Regions from separate parts of the Homo sapiens genome. Here regions 1 and 3 are each linked to region 2. A link is a contact called in ENCODE Hi-C or POLR2A ChIA-PET data. All regions are on one chromosome and are shown on one strand. Each heading gives the region's core, a stretch centred on a gene start or an enhancer-like site at or near the end of the contact. The rest is flanking DNA. Distances are from core to core; before and after follow the strand shown.

Region 1 (2,795 bases), core at 277-2,776, 680 kb before region 2:
AGCTTTGCTGTCCGCAGACAGCATGTGTTAACCAGCTCAATGGACCCTCTGCCTTTTCGCAAGGGCAGAGGGCCAGTGTGACAGCTCTCTGTATCACAAGCTCTTATCCAGCATCCCGGAAAAACTGGGTCACACATGGGCTTGAAGGATGAATGCGAGGTTTTATTGAATGGTAGAGGTAGCTTTCAGTGGGACGGATGAGGAGCCAGAAGGGGGGTATGGAGTAGGAAGGTGATCTTCCCCTGGAGTCAGGAGCCCAGCAGCCGGACTCCTCTCTGACCGTCCCCAGTCAAACTCCTCTCCATGTTCAGATGTTCCTCCTCCTCTCTCTTTCTCTACTGCATCGTTCCACTGTCCGTCTGCTGGTCTGCTGGCTTGCTCGTCTGTTTCTGAAGCCTGGGGTTCAGGGTTTATATGGGTGCAGGATAGGGGGTGTGGCAGGCCAAAAGGCAACTTTTTCCGCTCAAAAACAGGAATGCCTGTCCTCATTTAGGGCCGTGGGTCTTCAGGCTTGAGGGTGGGGCCTTTGCCAGGAGCCACCCTCTTCTACCCAGTATTTCCCTGTCTCCTGTCCGTATCACCAGGCCATCTGGATGAGTACTTATGGAGAGAGTTCCTAGCAGCTTAGGATGTTGCTTCACCTTGCAGACTTGAGTTTGCAGATGCCAGAGAGAGGTTGGAATGTGTGCTAAGTAGATTGGGGTATGTGAAAGTCTCTCCCCTAGAAGGTCAGCCGTAAGGAGGCAGGGATCTTGTGTTTTATTGATTTTTATGGCCCAAGAGTCTAGAACAGTGCCTGGCACCAAGGAGGCTCAACGAATAGTTATGAAATGAGCACAGGAGGAATGCTGGACACGTCATTGACAGTCAGAACATGAACTTCCATTCTTGGGTGAGTGTCGTGTGGTATGGAAACAGCAATAATAATGCCTTCCATTAGTGGAGCCCTCTGTAAGGTGTTTACACACACATCATCTCATTTGATCCTCATGACAACCCCATGAGATAAGTACCATTAAGTGTTATTATCCCCAATTTACAGATGAGATAACTGCGGCTCAAAGAGTTCAACCTGCCTGAGGCCACATAGCTGGTAAATGGCAGAGCCTGATCTTGAACCCAGGATTTTCTCGCCCTAGACCCAATGCTCTTATCTGCCTGTGTGTTGCTGGTCATGCAAAGCTCTGAGTGTGAGCAGCAGCTGGAAGCCTCACATGAGAGCCAAGGCCCTGAGGAGAGCCACCGTGGAGCAGACAGAAGAGCTACCTGTGACTGAGCCCAGGCCTGCTGTGCACACGGAGGCTGCCAGAGCTCTCAGCAGCAGGGGCTGGGTGAGAAGCAGGAGAGGCGGGTGAGCTGGGCCAGGCCCCTCTCAGCTCCAACAGTGGCCAAGTGCCCCTCTCGGGGAGCTCCTGAAGAGACCGCAGGGCCTCACGTAGGCACCGCCACCCTCAGGCCCAGACATGCATGGCTCCAAGCGGGCCCTTCACAGGGCACAGATGATGCCAAGGATGTGGGCAAACTGGTTTGAGGAACACAAAAACCAACTCAGAGTTTTCTCCCTTTCCTCAACAAGGCACCAGACCTGGCTTGTCACACCCCATGCCAAAGAGAAGTCTTCAAAGTGGTGTTTGCTTAGCCCCCACATCCTCCTGACTTTGCCAAAGTCCCTTATGTCTCCCTGAATCATACCTATGCACACGCACATGCACGCGCGCGCACACACATACACACACACACACACGGTGCCCAGGCCACCCCAGGCTCCTTTCCCTGGGAGCCCTCGAGCTGAGCCCTGGCCCACCTCTGTCCACAGCAATCCTTCGCACTCATCCTGCAGGCTCTTCTCTCTGCTGTCTGTTCCAAAGGCGCCTTCCCTCTTCTATACTCCAGAGCCTGCCCCAGGCCCTCCGCCCTGGTTCTGGCCATGGGGGCTTTCCACTAGATTTATCTGTACAGGTGACCGCTCCCCGTGTAGCCGCCAGCTCCCTGAGGGTGGGGCTCAGGTCCCTGTGCTGGGACCCACCTGGTCTAGGGGTCACAACCGCTGGCCACCCTGCATCAGGCCCTGTCAGGGAGCCCTGGGAGTCAGTAGTTTAGCAAACCTGTCTGGGGCCTTCCCCCTAGAAGCCACGGGGGCAGTCATGAAGAAATGGAGGGTGAAGGTGGGTGAGGCCAGGACAGGTGGCGGTCCACACACTTGCTGTGTTAGTCATCAAGGGCACCCAGCAGGGCAGAGGTCATCCCTAAAGCTGTGGCGAAGGGGATGGGTGGGGAGAAGGAGACAACGCATGCCAGGGAAAAGGCATCATGTCAAAACATCTTGCTGGAAAGGCAGTTTTCCTTCCAAACTCCCCAACAAGACCCGAAACGGTAAGTGGAAGGATGTCTTGATTAATCTCAGGCTGACGTTTTGCATTTGCTCTTGCAGCCAACACACACCGAGCCATCAAATCACCCTCCTGCTCCGTGCCAGACTCCGAACATGGAGTCCTCATTCCTGCCTCAGCAGCACTGGACAGAGCTTCTCTGTCCTCCCCCCTGGAAACGAGCCCCCAGCACAGGACCAAACAGATCATTGCTTCTACCTAGTGGAGCTAATAGCTGTTCATTGACCACATAGTCACTGGTCCCCTACTCTCCCAGCCCCTTGCTAAGCACGTCACATGCATTATCTCATTTACAAATGGGGTGGTTCCCAGAGATGGTTCTGGGGACCACAGTGGAGTGGGGAGGGGGCACTTCTGACCTGAGTGGAGTGAAAAGACAGCTGGCCCAGTCTCTTTTTGCGTCTG
Region 2 (2,770 bases), core at 126-2,625:
TCAAAGCAGAGTTTGTTCTTCTGGATTCCCGTAGTGAGCTCCAGACACATGGCCCCTGGTCCTCGATTTGAGGAAATGGAAATATGGTGGTAGTCCAAATACAGCACAGCCCAATGGTTTGTTTAGAAACAGACAGTGAGCTCACAAATCCTGGGACTAGAAAAGCAGCAAAGGTTCCTTCAAGTATTTCAATGCTCACAGAAGTAGCTCAGTTCAGCAGGAGGGAAAATATTTTTGAAAGAGTTCATAAAGAAAAAATAATCAACTAAGTAATCCACAAACCAACTCTTAGGAAATCAAGGCCCAATGCTTAATTTCATATAAGGATGTACTGGGAGCAGCTAGACTAACAAATCCAACATAAACAAGTGACGTTTAAAAAAGGAAAAATCTTTACTTACTTTGACTTGCTCTTGGCAACTTTTTTGTAGACAGGAAGGGTTGGAAAAGAAAATAAAAATATAAATGTATTCTCTTTCTTATGCAAAGTTCATATAAATATCAGTAATAACCAAAAATATTTAACTTATGAAATATGCCATGAGGTGTCACTCAAGTAACTATTCCCTATCTATTAGGGATCCCCTTAGGATTTTATAGAAGGAAGGTTAAAAGATCCAATCAGACCAACACAATTCTAGATTTAATATTTTGCATAATTTCATGACTGTTGGACTGGCTACCTTTTAAATCTTTCTAAAGTAATACCTGCTCCATTTTTTCCCTCTTCTAAGGTGCAAGTATTCGCGCTGCAGCAAGCTTCTTGTTTGACAAGTTTAACCTTTGCAAATTACAACAACCATCACATGTGGTGAAAACCAGATACTAAATCTAACTGGGAAGTCAGCCAAGGGTAAAGAAGAGCACTGACTCGGGAGCCCGAGGACTTCTTTAACTGCCCTGCCGCATTACTCAGGCAATTCATTGCCCCTCTCGGGAGCGGTTTCCTTATTTTTAGAGTTCGAAATAGGTGGGCTGCAAATTCTGAGGTCCTTCGGACAAAGATTCTCCTAACACGGGCTGGAGAAAAACGCCCCACAGCCAGACTCAACGGTCCGTGAGGACGGCAATTGAATCCAGACACCGCAGACCCCTTCTCAGGCACCCACAGGTCCGCGCAGGGAGGCGCGCCGCGGGGCATGCCGGACGCTGTGGTCCTGAAGGCCTGGAAAAGTACGCAGCTGCAGCTTCCCGTCCTGTTCGCACATCCTTCCCCGCATCATTCCGGGGCCCTGCCTGTCACGGCCCCCTAACCCTCGCCGTAACCCCTACCGGCGTCTCCAGCCCCACTTACAGAAGACCGCGGAGAGGAACATGGTGACCACACCTGGGCAGTCTCCGTCACCGGCCAAAAGGCCCCCAACCAACAACAACTGCTTCCGGGGCACGGCCCGGTTCTGGAAGAGGACATCCGGCAGTCGCCCGAGGCCACGCCCCCCGCCTGGAACCTGCCTCCAGTCGTCTGGCTCGTTCCTCGGTTTCTCAGAGCGAGTGTGTTTTGCTTTTGTCGTGCTGGAGGTTGGAATCCTCATCATTCTGGAAAGGGATTTACAGCTCAGGGTTCGCGCCCCGGCCCTGACTCCTATTTCTGGGTCAAGTGCTTTCAGCGTTAGGTGCTTTCCATATTTGTTTCACGAAATAATCGCAACCACCTGCATTAGACCCACAAGAACAACTGTGTATTGTACTTCGGCCGCTCCAGCGTATCAGCCCCTCGCATATTTTCTTAAAATGTTGCCTCCCCCGACCCAACTCCCTCTCCGCCTGGTTAAGCCTTACTCTCACTCTTCTGAGTCCCTTCGGCATTAAGAACCCCACCTTTCCTTAGTTATCCCAATCTCTAGGAGGGCAGGACCCTTTGCATCTCAAACTTCTGTATCCAAACACCTAGCACAGTTCCTGACATAGAAGCCAAATAACAGATTGAGAGCATTCACATCACGTGCCTAATATCACAGAACTACCAGGTGGCAGAGTAAGAATTTAAACCTAGATTTTATCTGACTCCAAAGACTCATGCCTTTCCCAGTAGACATTGGGACCTACCAGTTTGCAATCATTAATTTTTCATGGCTCTGTAAGGAACCTGGGCTCCTCTAACACCAAGGACCTCGTCAGTAACCTCATTTCGCAACTAATAATCAGGACTTTTGGATTTTTTTCCTAATCCGTGATTTGTATCTACATATGAAGTCTTACAGATGTGAAATAAGATTTAATCGCATGGCTCACGCCTGTAATCCCAGCCCTTTGGGAGGCTGAGGCAGGCAGATCACTTGAGGTCACGAGTTTGAGACCAGCCTGGCCAACGTCGCGGAATCCCGCCTGTACTAAAAATACAAAAATTAGCTGAACCCGGGAGGCGGAGGTTGCAGTGAGCCGAGATAGCGCCACTGCACTCCAGCCTGGGCGACAAAGTGAGACTCCGTCTCAAAAAAAAAAAAAAAAAAAAGTAATAAAACTGTTTTAAAGAAAATTCAGCTCTCTGTGCCATCACAAAGAAGATGAGGAGGAAAAAAATCAGCTCTCCATACAATACAATTCAATTTTTTAAATTAAGACCGTCCTTCTCCTTAGTACCTATAATACTTTTTTTCCTTCTAATCATTCTTGATATTTATCTTCCCATAACCGGACTCCAGCTACTGAGTACCTTCCAGGTGCCGAAATCCTTCCTTACCTTGCATTGGCAAAAAAGAGCTTCAGATGTTCAAGAGGATAAGGTTTCTTATATTTCCTTTAGAGGATTTATAAGAAAACACAAGACTGG
Region 3 (2,700 bases), core at 183-2,682, 640 kb after region 2:
AGATATGCAGAGAGCTTGGCCAGGCCCTTCACACATCTAATTCAACTCTGTGGGACAGATATTGGCATCCCCAAAGATGAAGCCACTGCGCTATTCCTCTGGGTGCACCTTAGGTTAATGAGAATGCAGGAGAGGGCGTCTCTTTGCAGGGAAGGACATCCCTTGTGCTCGCTCTCAGGAGTGCACAAAGGTCCTCATCAGATCAGAAACCCGAGGGAGAATGGAGTGTCAGGCGCAGAAGATACCTGCCCGGGAGCCAAACTGCCCCCTCTGAGGCCAGCAAAGCAGCTGGCCACCCACCAAGCCACCAGCCCAGGAGTGTGAAGCCTTGAGAAAGGGAATGGCAGACACCACCCCTGCCAAAAGTGGGCGATAGGCGTTAAGGATGACAGACGTGTCCTCATACGAGGAAGCAATGGATTCAGCATTTGAAGTCAGGTTTATTTTTAAGTTCATGCTGCCTCCGTTAAGAAGCAAGAGACTCCGGTGGTTTCTGGTGTGTGCCCTCGGGCAAATCACTTCCTCTCTGAGGTAAGATGCAAAGGCCTGTGCTCCTAGGAGTTGGCATATCACTCCTCAGATGGGAACAGTCCTTATTTGAGGATTTTATGTGTGTGAGAGACAGGGTCTAGCTCTGTTGCCCAGGGGCTGGAGTGCAGTGGTGACATCACTGGTGGTCCAGCGCAGCCTCGACCTCCCAGTCTCAAGTGATCCTCCCGCCTGAGCCTCCTGGGCACCTGGGCCCACAGGTGCCACGATGTTTGGCTAATTTTTAAATATTTCGTAGGGACGGATCCCCATGTTGCCCAGGCTGTCTCGAAAGCCTGGGCTCAAGCCATCCTCCTCTCTCGGACTTTCCGAAAGTGTTGGGATTACAGGAGGATTACAGGCATGAACCACCGTGCCTGGCAGAGGATTTTTTTTTTTTTGAGACGGAGTTTCACTCTTGTTGCTTGTTGCCCAGGCTGAAGAGCAATGGCAATGGCGCGATCTCGGCTCACTGCAACCTCTACTTCCCAGGTTCAAGTGATTCTCCTGCCTCAGGCTCCCGAGTAGCTGGGATTACAGGCGCACGCCACCACGCCCTTTGTATTTTTGGTAGAGACGGGGTTTCTCCATGTTGGTCAGGCTGGTCTCGAACTCCTGATCCGCCCGCCTAGGACTCACAAAGTGCTGGGATTACAGGCGCGAGTCGGATTTCTTTATTAAAGGTTGACCTTCATCAACCTCCATTGGCTCCACCTCCTCCGCCCGCGCCCCGCGCCCCGCACAAAAATGGCGAAGTCGGTGCTGGGCGACTCTGCCTCCGCGCCAGGGGTGGAGAACCGAAGCCCCGCCCCGGGAAACGCGGCCCCGCGGCCGGCTAGTGCTGACGCGTGTCGGCGCTCCTGCGCCTGCGCGGAGGGAGCCGCGAGACAGGTGCGCATGCGCAGTGCGCGTCTGCGAGACCGACTTGGACGGAGCCGAGCTGAGGCTCGGCTTCCTGCTGATGGTCAGGGTTTTGGCAACTCCCCGGTGTGAGAGGGGTAGGGAGTGCTCCCGGCGGCGACGGGGCCGAGTTCACCAGCCGCCGGGGCAGTAGTCGAAGGCCCGGCGCGGCATGTCCTGGGTGCCGCGGTGCGGGCAGTGAACGCGCGCCGGGCGGGATGGGCCGGCGCCGGGCGCCAGAGCTGTACCGGGCTCCGTTCCCGTTGTACGCGCTTCAGGTCGACCCCAGCACTGGGCTGCTCATCGCTGCGGGCGGAGGAGGCGCCGCCAAGACAGGCATAAAGAATGGCGTGGTGAGAGCGCAGGGCCACTGGGGCTGGGTCTTGCTGCGGGCTGGCGGCGATTCCAGGGTGGCCGGGGGGTCGCGGGGCGGGCCACACTCCAGCTTCGGGCCCTGCCCACTTCTGTTGGGAAGACCCGCTTGCCTGACGCCCAGGGGCGAATTTCAGTCGAGAACTCAGCGGGCGGAGGAGAGGCTTTTAAGGTAAAGTGAAAACTGCACACAGCTGCAGAGTCGCCAGGAACGCTTCAGCTCCGCCTCAGAGCAGCTCCAGGGGTCTTATACTGGCCTTTTCCGGGAGGTCTTGCCTGCCCTCTAGCAGCGGCGAGAGTGGTGCATTTGGGTTTAGGCTAAGTTCCTTCCCTCTCCTGAGCTTCACCCTGTTCTGTAAAATAGAGGTAATAATCCCAGTCCTGCTCACTGTGTAGATTTGTGAGGCCCAAATGAGAGAAAAAAGACTCGAGAAACCCTTGTGAACTAGAACGTGCAGAAAGCAAAGGGGTAAGACATCAGACTCTTCCCTAAACGTGCTCTCTGGGCACCCCTGAACTTGCTCATCCGGGTTCCCCCTCCCACAGCACTTTCTGCAGCTAGAGCTGATTAATGGGCGCTTGAGTGCCTCCTTGCTGCACTCCCATGACACAGAGACACGGGCCACCATGAACTTGGCACTGGCTGGTGACATCCTTGCTGCAGGGCAGGATGCCCACTGTCAGCTCCTGCGCTTCCAGGCACATCAACAGCAGGGCAACAAGGCAGAGAAGGCCGGTGAGGAGCTCCCTCTCTACCCCCTTGGGGAAAGGGTTGAACGAGTAAGGTCACTCTTGGTGTCTCTAAAGAAGTGGGTCTGGAAGTAGGGTTTTGGTAGCAAGCTAGAAGTTGTATGGGCACCTGCCATGGAGAGAGGGGCCAGTACTCCTTACTGTAGAAGC

The links. Hi-C counts contacts between places; a loop is a spot of excess contacts on that map. ChIA-PET counts read pairs that join two places held with the same protein, here RNA polymerase II (POLR2A). Pooled maps may share reads with other maps.
Region 1: a loop to region 2 is called in a map of naive thymus-derived CD4-positive, alpha-beta T cell, with 2.4 times the contacts of the local background. The contact joins the enhancer-like site here to the promoter of MRPL33 in region 2. A Hi-C loop is called at or near these places in 1 of 168 maps with a recorded cell type or tissue (naive thymus-derived CD4-positive, alpha-beta T cell) and 9 of 50 pooled maps. POLR2A ChIA-PET finds 5 or more read pairs at or near these places in 2 of 52 experiments (A549 and B cell).
Region 3: a loop to region 2 is called in a map of CD4-positive, alpha-beta memory T cell, with 7 times the contacts of the local background. The contact joins the promoter of PREB here to the promoter of MRPL33 in region 2. A Hi-C loop is called at or near these places in 1 of 168 maps with a recorded cell type or tissue (CD4-positive, alpha-beta memory T cell) and 1 of 50 pooled maps.

What each region holds. Positions count from the first base shown.
Region 1 is chr2:28,452,787-28,455,581 of GRCh38, reverse strand. No RefSeq gene overlaps it. Among named protein-coding and RNA genes, the nearest start is that of PLB1, 42 kb to the left of the region's middle. Within about 2 kb of position 1,526, at least 2 of the 41 ENCODE cell types and tissues checked have a DNase peak (open chromatin) inside an H3K27ac peak, as active enhancers do.
Region 2 is chr2:27,770,324-27,773,093 of GRCh38, reverse strand. It overlaps MRPL33 (mitochondrial ribosomal protein L33), which reads right to left and starts at 1,375. Exons shown (of 4, transcript NM_004891.4): 1 at 1,295-1,375; 2 at 402-420. The coding sequence starts at 1,316. RefSeq lists enhancers at 1,194-1,323, 564-1,380, 1,614-1,733.
Region 3 is chr2:27,133,368-27,136,067 of GRCh38, reverse strand. PREB (prolactin regulatory element binding) reads left to right here and starts at 1,432. Exons shown (of 9, transcript NM_013388.6): 1 at 1,432-1,781; 2 at 2,347-2,536. The coding sequence starts at 1,647. RefSeq lists enhancers at 1,494-1,543, 1,019-1,675 and a silencer at 1,614-1,713.